3 separate regions of the Mus musculus genome follow, and regions 2 and 3 are each linked to region 1. Evidence: chromatin loops called from intact Hi-C (ENCODE). Cell type or tissue: gastrocnemius. All regions are shown on one strand.

Region 1 (5,000 bases):
GTGAAGTAAAGACTGGGGTGGGTTTTATCTGGAAGCTCTAAGAAAGAATCCTTTTCAGGCTGTTAATCATATTTAGTTGCTTGTAGTTAAAACATCTGAAGTCTCTTTGTTACTGTCACTTGTCACCCTTACTCTGCTTTTGTGCCTAACTGCCAGGTCTCCTACTTATAGGAGCCAACAAAATACACATTTTCCTGTACTGTTGTGAATCCCTGATTCCCATTCTGCTCACAGCTGCAAAAAATACTATTTGATAAAGGCTCATGCAGATCAACAATATGAACTAAGTACCCCAGAGCTCGTGGCTCTAGCTGCATATGTAGCAGAGGATGGCCTAGTCAGTCATCAATGGGAGGAGAGGCCCTTGGTCTTGCAAAGATTCTATGCCCCAATACAGGGGAATGCCAGGGCCAGAAAGCGGGAGTGTGTGTGTGTGGGTTGGGGAGCAAGGGTAGGGGGGAGGGTATAGGGGATTTTCGGAGAGGAAACTAGGAAAGGGGAGAGCATTTGAAATGTAAATGAAGAAAACATCTAATTTAAAAAAAAAAAGAAGGAAAAAGGCTCATGCAATTAGGTTAGGTTAGGTAATCTTTCTGCTTTTATTAATCAAGGCACTGACATGCTCTCATCACATCCTGTTTGCATCTATAGTCCCAGGAGAAGAGATTATCCAAGAACAAGTGTCATTCTAAGAATCCTGCCTGCTGCCTATCCGGTCAGAGAAGGACCTACAGAAACCTGCATTTAAATCTCATTTTACCCTTTGATTGAGTGACAGAGGGAATCTGTATGCTTGGGTTTGAGTTTTCTTTAAGTGAGGATCCTAATGCCTTTCTAGCAGAGTTCTGTGAGCATTAGGCACTTGGTGCATCATGAAGGGTAATGCAAAGTGTATTTATGATAAGGCTGGGGTGCAGTTCACTTGGTAGTGCGCATGCTTCCTAGCATGCACAAGGGTTCCATCCTCAGAGCTGCATAAAAGCAGATGTGGCTGGTGCATTCCTCTAATCCCAGCACTAAGGAGGCAGAGGCAGGTTGAACACAAGTTCAAGGTCATCTCCTGTGACTTTAAGTTTAGGGTTTGTATTGCTTTGATGAAACACCATGATCAAAAAGCAAGTTGGGGAGGAAAGGGTTTATTTGGCTTATACTTCCATATTGTAGCCATGACTGAAGAAAGTCAGGACAGAAACTCAAGCAGGGCAGGAACCTGGAGGCAGGAGCTGATGCACAAGGGAATGGAAGTGTGCTGCTTACTGGCTTACTACCCATGGCTTGCTCAGCCTGCTTTCTTAAAGAACCCAGGACCACCAGCTGAGGGGTGGTGGCACCACCCACAATGGGCAGGACTCTCTCCCATCAATCACTAGTTAAGAAAATGCCCTACAGCCAGATCTTGTGAAGGCATTTTCTCCAAGGTTTTCACTTCTCAGATAACTATTGTGTGTGTCAAGTTGACATATAAATCTAGCCTGCACAAGATCCTGCCACAAAAACAAGAGTGGAGAGGGGGGAGAGAAAGATTGTCCTTTGGGCTTCCTGTGTGAGAAACATCTGGGCAGTTGTCGATTGCCAGGAGCCCCCATCTACACACCTTATTTTAGAGAAAGATCCTAGGATCTTTAGTTTTGAACACACCCTCTGGTTGATTATGTTATGCAGACAAGTTGGGATCACTGTAGACGGATCTCGGGGAGCTCACATGTTACTGCCTGAGACGCTTCGCAGATCTAGTTTCTTGACCTTTTAAGGTGTCAGGATTAGCATTTTTTTTTTTTTTTCTGGAGTTAGGGACGAGTTTCGTGCTTCGTGCACCACTTCCAAACCCCATCTCCAGGCACTGAATTGACTTAGTTATTTATCAAGGTCACACATTCATGGTGAATCTGTCAGCAAAATTATGTGCCACTAGATGGCGCGCTTGCCCTGAAGAAGTAGTGATGGTTGCTGCTTGGATCTGATCTTCCACTTCATCCCCATGGTTTTATTTTTAGGTTTTAGCCTTTTGAGATAGGGTTTCTCTGTGTAACCCTGGCTGCCCCGAAACTCTCTTTCCCTGTGAACCAGGATGGCCTCGAACTTACAGAGATCTGCCTGCTTCTGCCTCCTAAGTGCTGGGATTGAAGGTGTGTGCCACCACTCCCCAGCCCCATGTTTCATCTGAAAGCACAACAATAACATTTTTAGGAAATATCTGCAAAATGGATAAGTAAAAGCATTAAAGAGGGTGAGAGGTAGAGACCACAGCATGGCGTCTGTGGAATGAAGGTTAAGAATGAATTCTGCCCTATGAAATGAGCCAACACTTTCCATGCATTCCTGAGCTCTTAAAAAGAAGAAGAAAAGCTAGACCAGACGGGGTACCATACTGTTCACTCACAGAATTGTCAGCATCAAATTTGTTAATGTATTTGAAAAGTGGTAGAGATTGAACCTACTGCTTTAGAGATCCCAGACCAGCAGTTCACCACTGAGGGGCATTCCCACACCACTGAGGGGCATTTCCAGCTCCCTTTAGTTTTTTTCAGACCAGGGCTTACTGATGCCCATGCTGGCCTTGAACCGTGGTTCTCTGCCTCAGCCTCTCGAGTAGCTGAGATCATAGGCTTGGGCTGCCATGCCTGCCTATAGTAAGCACTATTGGTGCAGACGAATCTTGGACTCTGACATTCTGAGAGGCTTAGGATCACCACAGAGAGATGGATTATAAGTCTTATGTACTTAATAGTGAAGCAGTGTGCGAGTTCTTTCTTTTTTGTATGTGTATGTGATTTGCATACATGTTCTCCTGTGTGCAGCGCTTTCCAAGTTATTAGTAAGGCAGGCCCATTCAGGTGAACTCTCAGCTTGCCATGCTAGCCAGTTCGCTCCAGGGCTCCTGTCTCTGCCTTCAGATGCTGGCTTTCTAGGCAGAAGAACGTTCATGTGAGTCCAGGGGATCCAAACTCTGGTCTTGGCAAAAGATCTCACAGTGAGCACTTTAACTCCTAGGCACTCTCCTAAACCTCACGGTCCTCATTAAATCAGCAGCGAGAGAGGTGCCTGCATTTGCTGCTGCTTCAGTGTTAAACCCTGCAGGTCCTAGAATATCAAATGAAGAAAAAGCAAGAGATAAATGGCTTGGTCAGAAAATTTGTGTTTGCGTATGTTTCTGTAAACTACACAAGTGGTCTCGGCACGTGGTCATATAAGAGCAAGGAACAAAGAAAAAAGATAGGATAGGCGATGGGACAGTAGGAGAATTAAAGTTAATCCTATTTGCACATAACATGTTTATGTGCGTACAATCCACGAGAACCTACAGAAGCATTGGAGGGATGGCTCAGTGGGTAACAATGTTCGCTGCTCAATCAGATGACCTGAATTCACTTGCCAACTCCCACAATTTGTCCTCTGACCTCTGCATGTGTGCCATGACACATATGTGCCAATAAATAAAATAATGTGAAAACATTGCATAAACTTTATTTTTATAACTAGCCTTGAACAAAAACTTTGGATATTGAGGTTACTGGAGAGATAGATCAGTGGTTAAGAGTACACACTGTTCTTTCTGAGGATTGGAGATCAATTCCAGCAACCATTTCAGGTGACCCACAACTGCCTATAATCCAGCTCCAGGGTATTTAATACCTTCTGCTGGCATCTGTGGGCACCTTTGCATAATAGCATACATGCACAGATGCACACACAGATGTAAATATAAATACATCTCAGGAGGCAGAGCCAAGTGCATCTCTGAATTTGAGGACAGTCTGGTCTACTAAGGAAGTTCCAGATCAAATCATTTGTGTGTTTGTATATGTGTGTATGTATATATATATGTATATGCACATATATATGTGCACGTATATATAGTAAGACCCTGTCTCAAAAACAGCAAATTGGATATGAGAACAATGTGCAAAAGCTAGTAACATTCTTTAATAATTCCTGTAATCAACTAGGAAAAGAGTTAAAAGAACTATATTTGTAATAATAGGTGGGCATGTTTAAAGGACATGTATATATGAGTGCACAGTTAAGTTCTACTGTTGTTTCTGTAGCCAGGGACATTGTGTGCTTAGTGTAAAGTGGGAATAGTGTGCTTAGCAGCAACCATGTTCCTTTTAGGAGGTGGGTGAGCAATTTATGCTCTGGAGTGGTCATCATTCCTTTATTGCCTTTGGAATCAGTTTACCAACCTACTTCTCTCTCTTTCTCTCTCTCGCTCACTCGCTCGCTCGCTCTGCAAACAAAACACACAAAACAACACCTTGTATCTTGTTTTGCCTTGTTTTTTTTCTCCCAAATCATTAAAACAAAACTGATTCTATCTTAGGCTTTTGCATCATTATTCATGTTTAAAGTCTTTCTGTGTGTATAGAAAAAAGAGAAAAAGAAAACCAAGAAATCCATCCACTTGGAGAAGACTCTGAAGCTGTAGCTACTGTCTGCAGCCTGAAGAAGTATGTACTGATGAGCATGCCTCAGAGAAGACCAGCAGTGGCGCACAACTTAATCTTAGCACTCAGGAGGCAGAGGCAGGCGGATCTCTGAGTTCGAGGCCAGCCAATCTATAAAGTGAGTTCTAGGACAGACAGGGCTACACAGATAAACTGTCTTGGAAAAAACAAAAGAAAACAAAACCCAAGACACAACAAAAAAGAAAACCTCAGAGAAAAAGAGGCCATAGAAGATAAGTATGTATTATGTTGGGGTCATGAGCCTTAAAAGCATCACAATAAAAGGTTGATATTTTGGTGGGTTAGAACAACAGTTTTCTTGATATTATTTCCTCTATGAGTTGCCAAGAGAAGCTTTGCTCCAGAATGCCCCCACCCCCACCCCAATATCAGAGCAAACCCAGAAGGGGGGAGAGGAAGGGTAGCAGAGAGAATAACTGGGGATGTGTGGTTGTGGGAAGGGTCTTGCAACAACCGGTAGCTCTCAAGCAGTTCAGGTACAGAAGTCACTGAGGGAAGTTAGCGCCTTGGGGCTCAGCTGTGGTGCAGTGTGGC
Region 2 (5,000 bases), 96 kb after region 1:
ATGCTGCTTATGTGGCCAAGGGGTTAGTAGGCCATCAAGTGAGCCACCTACAGAACTTTAAAGTCTATTAATAGGTAGGCAACTAGAATTTCAAAGGGCAAAGCTATGAACCTACTTGAAATTCACGTAATCTTGCTCAGCAAACCTTTCTAAAGCACGTGTCATTTGGCAGGTACTTGTTACAACCTGAAGAGAGGAGGAGTTTGAAAGTCCAGTTATAGACCGAATTGTGAGCTGTAATGTAATAATGTAAAGCCTGTAGTCCGAGCTGCTCCCACGGGGAAAGAAATCAGCAGAGAGAGGCTGATAAGGGTTCGTTGCTCTTGACTGGCAGCAGGCAGACTGTCTTAGTTCTCTGACTACATCCTTTGTGTGGGAGAATCAAAGCTTCCGGAGGCCAGCTGCACACACTGAGGTTTCGTAGTAGATGGACATACTAGCTAACAACAGAAGGGGCGGGGTGGGGGAGGAGAGCCAGAGGGACATGTAAGAGAACCATGTAACCAGCTCTTTTTTTTTTTTTTTTTTTTTTTTGATAAAGTAGGGTTTTTTTATTTCATTGTAACCAGTTCTTAAAGTGCAGAAATGTTGAACATCTATGGCAGTGATAAATCTGATATATAATTGATAGGTGAGTCCATTGGCAATGCTGTCAGGGGTATCAAGTGCATCATGACAGTAGCTTTCATTTATGGAACTTTAAAGTCTGTTTTCCTCAGAAGAACCACTTTAGAGTTTAAGAGTACAACTAAAACATGAATAAATCAGATAAAATGGAATACTAGAAATACATGATTAACTCCAGAAAGGAAGAACGAGTAAATAATGAGTCAAGGACAAAGGGGACAGGTCGAAGACAATCCCAGTTAACTGGTAGGTGTGCCGGTAGGACAAACACATCCTCTGTCAGAGGAGACAGCAGTTGTTGAAGTAGATTTAAAAAAAAAAAGCAAAATGTATCATTATGCCATTTGGATAGTGCTTGCTTAAAACTAAAAGGCCATGATTGAAGATGTTGCTTGGTGGTAGCGTGTGTACCCTACAAGTGTGAGACCCTTGCTTTTTTTATCTCTAATATTGCAAACAATAACAACTAAAATGACACTACAGCACTTGAGGGCTGAGGAGATGGCTTAGTGCGTAAAGAGTGCTTCCTGCGCAACCTCAAGCACCCACACAAAGCAGGGCATGCTCACATGTGCCTTGTGCTGTGGGAACAGAGAAGGGAGTTGTCCAGGCTTGCTGGCTGCCAGCCTGTATCCAGGTCTACTTACAGACGTTATCTCAAGGATGAGGCAGAGAGTAATAGAGGACATCTAACATCCTCCTCTGGCCTGTAAGACTTCTCTTAGGCTCACATATCTGCACACCTGTCTGTATGCACCACACACATTTATCTTACACACACACACACAAACCTCAAAAAGGGGGGAAATACCATATGTCTTAGTCTCTGTTCTGTTGCAATGAAGGGACACCATGACCAAGGCAAGTCTTTTAAATCATTTAATTGGGTGCTTGCTTACAGTTTCCAAGGGTTAGCCCATTATTATTATCATGGTAGGGAGTGTAGTGGCAGCAGACGGTTGTTACACTGGAGAAGCAGCTAAGAGCTTTACATCCTAATCTGCAGGCAGACAGAGACTGGGCCTAATGCTGGCTTTCGAAGGCTCCACGCCCACCTCCTCCAACAAGGACGCACTCCTAATTCTTCTGAGCAGTTACGACTGGGGACTGAGCTTTCGAGCATACGAGCCTGTTAGGGCATCCTTAGTCAAGCCAGCACACCATGGGAAGCACTGAGCACAGCAAAGTTGTTGTAGCTGTTTTAGTATCAGAGGAACAAAGAAGATAAATGTGCTGTAGCCCAGCATTTGGGAGGTAGAGGCAAGGTCATTGCTGTAAGTTAGTAACCAACAAGCAGGCAAAGTAAGCACCAAGCCAGCCTGGGCTAAAGAATGAGACCCTATCTCAAAACAAAGAAGATACATAACCAGAGACAATTTGTAATGATAAAAGAATAAAAGAGCCGGGTATGGTGGCGCAGGCCTTTAATCCCAGCACTCGGGAGGCAGAGACAAGCGGATTTCTGAGTTCGAGGCCAGCCTGGTCTACAAAGTGAGTTCCAGGACAGCCAGGACTACACAGAGAAACCCTGTCTCGAAAAACCAAAAAAAAAAAAAAAAAAAAAAAAGAATAAAAGAATGAAAAAAATATATGTATATATACATACACACATATACGTATATATAGTATGTATGTGTATATATTTTTTTCTTGATAAATTCATTCTTTCATTTTGTATATATGTATATATATGTATGTGTGTACACATACACTCACACACACAGCTTCCAGCTACATACAGCAGGCCTGGAGTATAGCCCAGTAGTAAGGTGATCCCCTAGCCTGTGTGAAGCCCTCACATGACTGCCAGGACCCCATACCAAACAAGAATAACCACAGGGAGAAGAGAGTCAGCCAGTCCCTCCGGAGCTGCTGGAGAGCCACCCCAGGACATCAGTAAGGGCTGGAGAGAGCTCTGAGGTTGAGAATACTGGCTGTTCTTCCAGATCCCAGCCATCTGTAGCTCAGTCACCTTAGTCTAGTTCCAGCGGATCCAACACCCTCTTCTGGCCTCCACTGGCACCAGGCATACGTATGGTACACAGACATAAATGCAAGCAAACCACTAATACATAAAGTAATAAAGTTTACAAAGAAAGCCAGCCTGTAGAATCTCTGAACAAATTAAAATTAATTATTATTATGGTTTTTGGCCATAAAAGAATTAAACTAGCTGGATGTGGTGGCAATAAGCCACCTATAATCCCAGACTCAAAAGACCTAGACAGGAGAATCAAACTCAAAGCCAATATGGCCACAGACTAAAACCTCTCTCAAAAGCAAACAATGATTAGATTATTGGTTGGCAGTGTGGGATGTGGAAAGTCTGTCAGTGAAGCAGCGCACTTGGCTTGCAATCCAAGCAAAGATGTGGCCCCAGAAACTAGCAGCAGTATTTACCTCAGGAGGGCATGTAGCATACAGAGGGAGCTGGGGATGAAGGGAGACGCTGTGTAGCTAAGTGGATATAAACATCTGCTAGAGTCTTCTAACCAAACACTGAGGGGAATGCATTAGTTATGTGTGTTGTGCCTTGGTGTCAAACTGGAATTGGTATCCAACTGGTATCCACTGGTCCATGTGGCTCTAGGTAGATCATTCAGTGTGTGTCCTGCCAAAAAGTGGAACATCACATTTGTCCTTGTCTCTTCCAGCATTAGTGATCAGAAGGATCCCAGGGATCGAATGGTTCAGGTTGTGAAATGGTACCTCTCGGCCTTCCATGCAGGAAGGAGAGGATCGGTGGCCAAAAAGCCGTACAATCCTATTTTGGGTGAGATCTTTCAGTGTCACTGGACGTTGCCGAATGATACTGAAGAGAACGCAGTGAGTGTCCCCCACTCCCTCTGTGTGTGTCTGTCTATCTGTATGTGTGTCTTTATCTCTGTGGATGAGTATGTGCCATAAACGTGTGGTCAGAAGACAGTGCAGGAGGCAGTTCTGTGTTGGTCATGGGAGAGGCCTCGGGTCCTCAGACTTGGCATCAGACAACTTTACCAGCTGCGCCTTCTGGTGTCATGATTTTCAATTATTTCATACTGTGAAATAAAGATTCACTTTATCAGGATCCAATAAAGATGAAAGCCGTGATCTCAGATGTTCACTGTGCAGAGAATATTGTTGATGAGCGTTTTCTGTAAGCAGTGGGAGGGTGAAAGAGAAGCAGCTTGACTTGGGATGGGCATTAAGTCAGATTGTGACAGCCTTGTACACCATAATGATACATTTGCAGCTTATTGGGGTCTTAGTTTTGCTTTGAGAAAAGATCACTGTAATGATTTTTCATTGTAATGATTTTTATAAAAATGAAATTTAGACTCGGAATGCTTAAAGAGTTATTATTCTAGAAAAATCTTCTGTTTCCAGCTACCTTTGCGAGATAGAGTAGATGGGTGAGTAGTGGAGAGAAGGCAGTGAGAAATGTGTCCTTGTGCCCGTGCCTCAGCAGCTCCTTGACTGGCAAAGCAAGGATAAGCCAGGATGAACTGAGACAGTTGGCTATGTGAATGGGGCTTTCAGAGTAAAACTCCAAGATGGCCCCTGCTAGAGAAGTCTGCTGGAGAGGGTTTAGTAGACTTGGATGCTTAGGAGGAGCTTGTATCAGAGGACAGTCACATGTTTGTGTCTGTTTATTGGTGCAGGGAGGATGCATGCAGATGTGGGGGTCAGAAGACAGTGTGGTGGACTCTCCATTTTTACATGAGTGTTAGGGATGGATCAGGTTTCCAGTGGCAAGTGTCTACCTGTGGAACCATCTCCCTGCTCTGGGGCTCTATTTAGAGTTGTTTTGCTGACCCAGACCAACAACAAAGACTGCAGCTTCTAGGCATAAAAATGGAAATATCCCCAGTCCATCGGGCCTGGCCCATAATAATCTTGTGGAAAATGTGACTCCCGTGTCCTTATTTCCAAGAAACACATTAATATGTAGCCCTTACTGAAAACAGAGGTGCAATGTTCAGTGCATACAAGGACAGCTGTGCCAGGCCTGGCTCATGTTAGGTACATGAAGCCTTCAAGAATCATAGTGTAGTCAGGGAAACAACAAGTTCCTAACGGGCAGCTGTTAAGTGCTGTAATGGAAATGTGTGTATGTCCAGGAGAGACAAGAGATGCTGCTGATAAGATTCTGCCTCATCGTCGTGTTTTATCTAAAAAGTTTTTAAATTGATGTTACAATTGCTTCCAGGAGCTCGTTTCAGAAGGGCCGGTTCCCTGGGTTTCTAAGAACAGTGTAACATTTGTGGCTGAGCAAGTTTCCCACCATCCGCCCAGTAAGTTACAGGTTCTCCACAACCTTTCGTCTTAAACGGTCATCCAGGTCCGATGACTTGTCACTTGTGCTGTCCTTCCTGTTACCTGAACTGGAGACT
Region 3 (5,000 bases), 290 kb after region 1:
ATGGTGGGTGGCACCATTTCCCAGGAATGGGGCGCTACAACATGCATGGAGTCGGCAAGATGGGCCCAAGCATTTATCCATCTCGGGCTCTCAACTATGAATGCAATGTGAGCAGCTGCTCTAAGCTCCTGCTACGTTGACTTTCCCACCATACTGTCCCTTGGATATCGAGCCAAGAGAAACTCTAGCTTCCTTAAATTGCTTCTGTCAGGATACGTTGACACAGCCCCAGGAAAAGAAACTGTTTTCTCATATTAGCTCATGCCTGATCCCTGGATGCAGACTTGAAATTTAAGGGGCAGTAGGGGCTAAGGGCTTAGAGAAGCAGCCTGGACAGATAGATGGACCAGTATGAGCAAAGACCCATGAAGTAGCAAACGATGTGAAGTCATGGGGGAACCTCAGAGAACCTTGAGTCTCTGGAAGCACAGGTGTAATGGGTGGAGGAACAAGCGATGGGTGGGACAGGAGAGATCTGTCAGGCTCTGAGATCAGCACTAAGAATGATGTACTTGATAGCCAGGGAAGCACGGCACCATTGGGGAGCATGGCACCATTGTAGGGTTTTATCTGAGGGAGGGGTTGGTAGCATTTATTTTTGAAAGATCTTAGCCTACATAATAGGGAACAGATTGGATGTTTTAAGATATACAGAATAAAAGCGGGTGGGGTCGTTTTTTAAAAAAATAAGACCCAAGTTGGGAGATGCTATGTGATGTAAAGGATATGATTTGGTGACTAATTTGATGTAGATGAGGAGAAAGGAAATTAAGACAGCCTATGAGAAAGGAAGAGAAGCCACAGAGACCATGGGGTCCAGAAGGGAACAAGGCCCCAGTAGTGAAGGCAGAGGCGTTCCCTGCTTGATCATTATAAAATAGCCCCTCACTGTTTGCTTTCTTTCCTTTTATCTGTTTTTCCCTTTTGGAGACAGGGTTTCATGTAGCTCAGGTTAGCCTTCAACTTGCTATATAACAGAACCTCCACCACCTGGATGCTGGGATTACAGGTTTGCACCACCACACCCCATCTGTGTGATTCTGGGGACAGAACTCAGGGCCAGAAAGGATAACTTATAATTATATTCATTTATTTTGCTCTAGTTAAATCAACTCCACCATCTTCTCAGCCACAGTCCACCAATGTTAATCCCCTTGTCTCTGTTTTCCCAACTTCAGGACCCCTTCCTTGCCAGCAACAAAGCACACAGAGAGAGTGCCTGTTCTATAATTTAACATGGAGAGTAGACAGCATCCTGTCACCAAGGCTTTAGTTTAATACTTGCAACTATACTGAGTAGCCAAAGGACACTGGAGTTAGCCTCTCCCAGCCAGAGCAACATGGGGATCTCCAGTTTTGATATGCTTCCTTCTGAGGATGAGGGAGCCACCTTATCCAGTGCTGGCTGCTTTGTTTTTGGATAATAGTCATTGATGGGAAAGTTGTCTTTATCAAAATCTTTCTGACCTAGCACTTACAACCCTCTGTTCCTACTTCTTGGCCATTATTCCCTCCATCCATGCATCCATTCATTCATCCCACAAGGAGTTCACTGGCACGTAGTATGTGCCAAACAGTGCTCTAGGCACAAGGCGCATGAACATCATCTAAGAGAAGCTGGAATCCTAGGAGGAAGAGAAACATTAAGAAGACAAAATGTATAGGAAATTTTCACATAGCGAGAAACATATATAAGGTCTGAGTCATACAAAGTGATAGGGGAGAGAGCTGGGAAGGTAGCTCAGCTGGACGAGTGCTTGCTTGCCTAGCATGTTCGAGGCCCTGAGTTCTGTCCCCAGTATCACACAGATGGGGTGTGGTGGTGCAAACCTGTAATCCCAGCATCCAGGAGGTGGAGGCAGGAGTATCAGGTGCTCCCTGGTATCCTCCGTTATGCAGCAAACTGAAGGCCAACCTGAGCTGCGATGTGAGACCCTGTCTCCAAAAGGGAAAGAAAAAGGAAAGAAAGGAATAGAGGGAAAGCACCTGAATAGTGGGCGTGGCTGTCTTACAATGATCAGGCCAGTGAGAAGGAGTCAGCTCATCTGTAGCATGAGGAAATCAATGGAGAGAGGACACATGATTCTTCCAGAGTCGCCATGGCTAAATGACTGACACTCGTGTCCCCCTGCCCCTGCTGGATGTGGGCAGCAGTAACTGAACACAAGCTTAGGGTTCTCAGTGTTTGTGAGCCCCACCTCCCAACACACACACACGCACACGCACACACAGAGTCCTCTCTCAGTCTCATAAGTTATTACCCACCTCTCACCCAACCCCTTTATGGACCCTGGCTGTAAAATGTGGGACTTGATCTAAAATAAGTATAATGGGCTGATTTGGTTCTAAGATCCAACAGGTCTGGGTTCAAGTGTAACAATTACTATTTGCCAGTTAGTGTTATTTCTTTTTCATGGTAGTATGAAGACCTGAATAGTCTCGTGGGCTCCTTAAGAAAATGAAATTCGAAATTATTACATAAGGAAGTGGTATATAAAGAGATATTCATTGACATCAACTACTTAAAAGAGACCTCACCTTTAATCCTAGCGCTCTGGAAGACAGGGGTAGGAGGATATCTGAGGTCAAGGGCAGCCTGGTTTACTTAGTGAATTCCAGGCCAGCCAGGGCTACATAGTGAGACTAAAAACCAGGGACAGCTCTCAGAACTAAATACATTGTGTTCGTCAAAGCAGCCCTCATAACTAAATATGTTGTGTTTGTCAAAGGTTCTTCCTTCAGATACATTTCCATGGGGTTGAGGAATGGTTAACAGTCCTGGAATGTATCAGGTAAGTCAGGGAGCCTGCTGAGGAAGGCTAATAGGGAAGCACTGTGACCCTCTGCAAAGGTTTAACTCGTACTCCCTCTTGTGTTCTAAGTGGGAAGTGCACTCCCTCTGGACTGACGAGTAGCCATGGTGCTGAAGTAAGCCTAGCTACCGAGCAGACTAGAAGGGAAGGAAGGTCTGACAAGCACCTACTGGGTTGATTTTTGGTATCTCATCTTTTTCTCTCACGATCCATTCAACAGAAGCAAAAGCCCAAGTGACTTTTCTAAGACCTAAACACTAAGAAAACAGGGTGAGGGTGGGGGTGCGGGTGGGGTTGACGTTCATGGCACTGCAGGACAAAGCCACACACCCTTATGCGTTTGATCAGATGCTTTTCTCTGTGGATTTACCACCAACCATCAACCCTTTTGAATGTTATTCTCTGGCCACGGGGCTGTTTTAGCTGTTGCAGCTCACTGTTCTTACACGAGCCTCAGTCTCAATCTTAGATACCATCCTCAATACCCTTCATTCTCTTAGAGAGTCACTTCCTACTTAACCGGCCACAGTATCCTTCTTACTTAGGGAGAATACCATAGCTCTCTCTTTTGGACCTCAGACTTCGTGTGGGCTCAACGAAGGCTGAGCCGATGAGATGTTCAGCCCTAGGAAGTTACAGTCGCCCAATCTCTCATTCAGCAATGGTTGTAATGATTGTGCCAGACGAGCAGCTCCCACCCTCATAGAATTTACATTCTGGTGAGGCAACCAGATAGACAACCTCAACGGCAACAGATTATCCCCGTCAAAGTGACTTTAATGGAAAACCGAAGAGAGGGCTAGGGAATGGAGCTCAGTTGTAGAGCATTCGCTCCAACTGCGCTCTGGATTGGATCTCCAGCACTGTATACACCAGGCATGGTGGCACTTGCCTTTAATCTGAGCACTGGGGATATGAAGGCAGAAGGATCCGAAGTGCAAGGTCATCTTCAGCTGCATGGTGAGTTTGAGGTGATACCCAGGGCTAGACTTGGGTTGAAGGGACAGAAAGCAGTGAATAGTTAAAGACTGTTTTAATGGCATGGTCACTAAAGATCTCATAAAGAGACATTGCATAGATTTCTGAGGAAGGAGAAACAAAAGGTGGGGAAGAGGATCTCTGATGGAAATAGCTACACCTGCCAACCCCCAAGGACCTCTGAACACCAGAGAGAAGCCAAGTGTGACTGTATTTCTATGCACCAGTGATGGGTGCTGAGGAACTGGAGTTGAATTTGAGATTCAGGAGAACGAGGGGTCCTGGGGAAGACTGCTCAAGAGCTCTTTTCTGGGCTTTGCTGAAGTTGTTGTTCTAATATAGCTCAGGGTTCAAAGCAAGGATGGAGAAGCAACAATAGACACACAGAGTGATTATCACCAATAGGACCAGATGTGCTCAGGAGACAGAAGGTCTCACAGAGGAACAAGTCTGATTGCATGTTGCCCTTGAGCTCCTAAGCTCCACTGAGGCAGAGGATGGGAGGAAATATCTTGCTCCTGCATTCCGTGTACAGGTGGAGGCTTTCCTCCTAGGGGAGTAAACGAAGTTCTATGTGAACTTTGTTCATACAACAGGACATTGTAGGAAAGATTACAGTATGAGCAGGTTACATGGCTGAACGAGAATAATATACCGTGTAACTGGAGAATTGGGGCCAAATTATGTCACTATTCAAGCAATACCATTAATAATAACAGAGGAAGAAAGTCAATGAAGTGTTCTAAGCCAAAAAAGGGGGTGGGGTGGAGTGGGGTGAGGATTTCATTTTAAAGAGAGCAATGACTGTAAAGAATATTTACAGAAAGTAGAGTATGGTGACTCCTACCGATCGATAATCCTAGCACTTGAGAGTCTGATGCAGGAGGATAGCCAGCTTGAGGTCAGCTAGGGTTTCATAGAAGATCCTATCTCCAAAAAAAAAAAAAAAAAAAGCCAGCGGTTAAGAGCACATGGGACTTGTTGCTCATGGGGATTGGGTCCCAGCACCCACATGGTGGCTCACAGTCATTCCTAGCTCCATACCCAGGATATTCAATGTTCTTTTCTGATCTCTGTGGGCATCAGCCATGCACCCGGCACATACACATACATTCAAGTAAAGCAGCCATACCCATAAAATAAAATAAATCCAATTAAAATAGTGAAATATAATGTAGTGAAACACACTTGTAATCTCAGCATTTGGGA

Evidence for each region. Peaks named below come from ENCODE experiments on the same cell type or tissue, not always from the same donor. Only the 100,000 strongest peaks of a DNase experiment are listed, where the experiment ranks them.
Region 2: it touches region 1 in a loop (2.4-fold over the local background); 20 of 42 quality-filtered maps call a loop at or near these places.
Region 3: a loop joins it to region 1, with 5 times the contacts of the local background. A loop is called at or near these places in 29 of 42 quality-filtered maps.

Annotation. Positions count from the first base shown.
Region 1 is chr4:109,162,630-109,167,629 of GRCm38, reverse strand. The region is part of intron 2 of Osbpl9 (oxysterol binding protein-like 9); the gene reads left to right. It overlaps Gm52703 (a long non-coding RNA gene), which reads right to left. Exons shown (of 3, transcript XR_003955256.1): 3 at 2,453-3,081. Among named protein-coding and RNA genes, the nearest start is that of Gm52703, 32 kb to the right of the region's middle. In gastrocnemius, a CTCF peak has its summit at 1,911 (motif pointing right); a DNase peak (open chromatin) is centred at 1,911; H3K27ac peaks cover 2,826 bases.
Region 2 is chr4:109,066,816-109,071,815 of GRCm38, reverse strand. It overlaps Osbpl9 (oxysterol binding protein-like 9), which reads left to right. Exons shown (of 24, transcript NM_001368727.1): 16 at 3,282-3,453; 17 at 4,817-4,901. Among named protein-coding and RNA genes, the nearest start is that of Gm32581, 9.5 kb to the left of the region's middle. In gastrocnemius, a CTCF peak has its summit at 2,631 (motif pointing left); a DNase peak (open chromatin) is centred at 3,600; H3K4me3 peaks cover 419 bases; H3K27ac peaks cover 3,098 bases.
Region 3 is chr4:108,868,046-108,873,045 of GRCm38, reverse strand. No RefSeq gene overlaps it. Among named protein-coding and RNA genes, the nearest start is that of Rab3b, 8.5 kb to the left of the region's middle. In gastrocnemius, a CTCF peak has its summit at 2,881; a DNase peak (open chromatin) is centred at 2,875.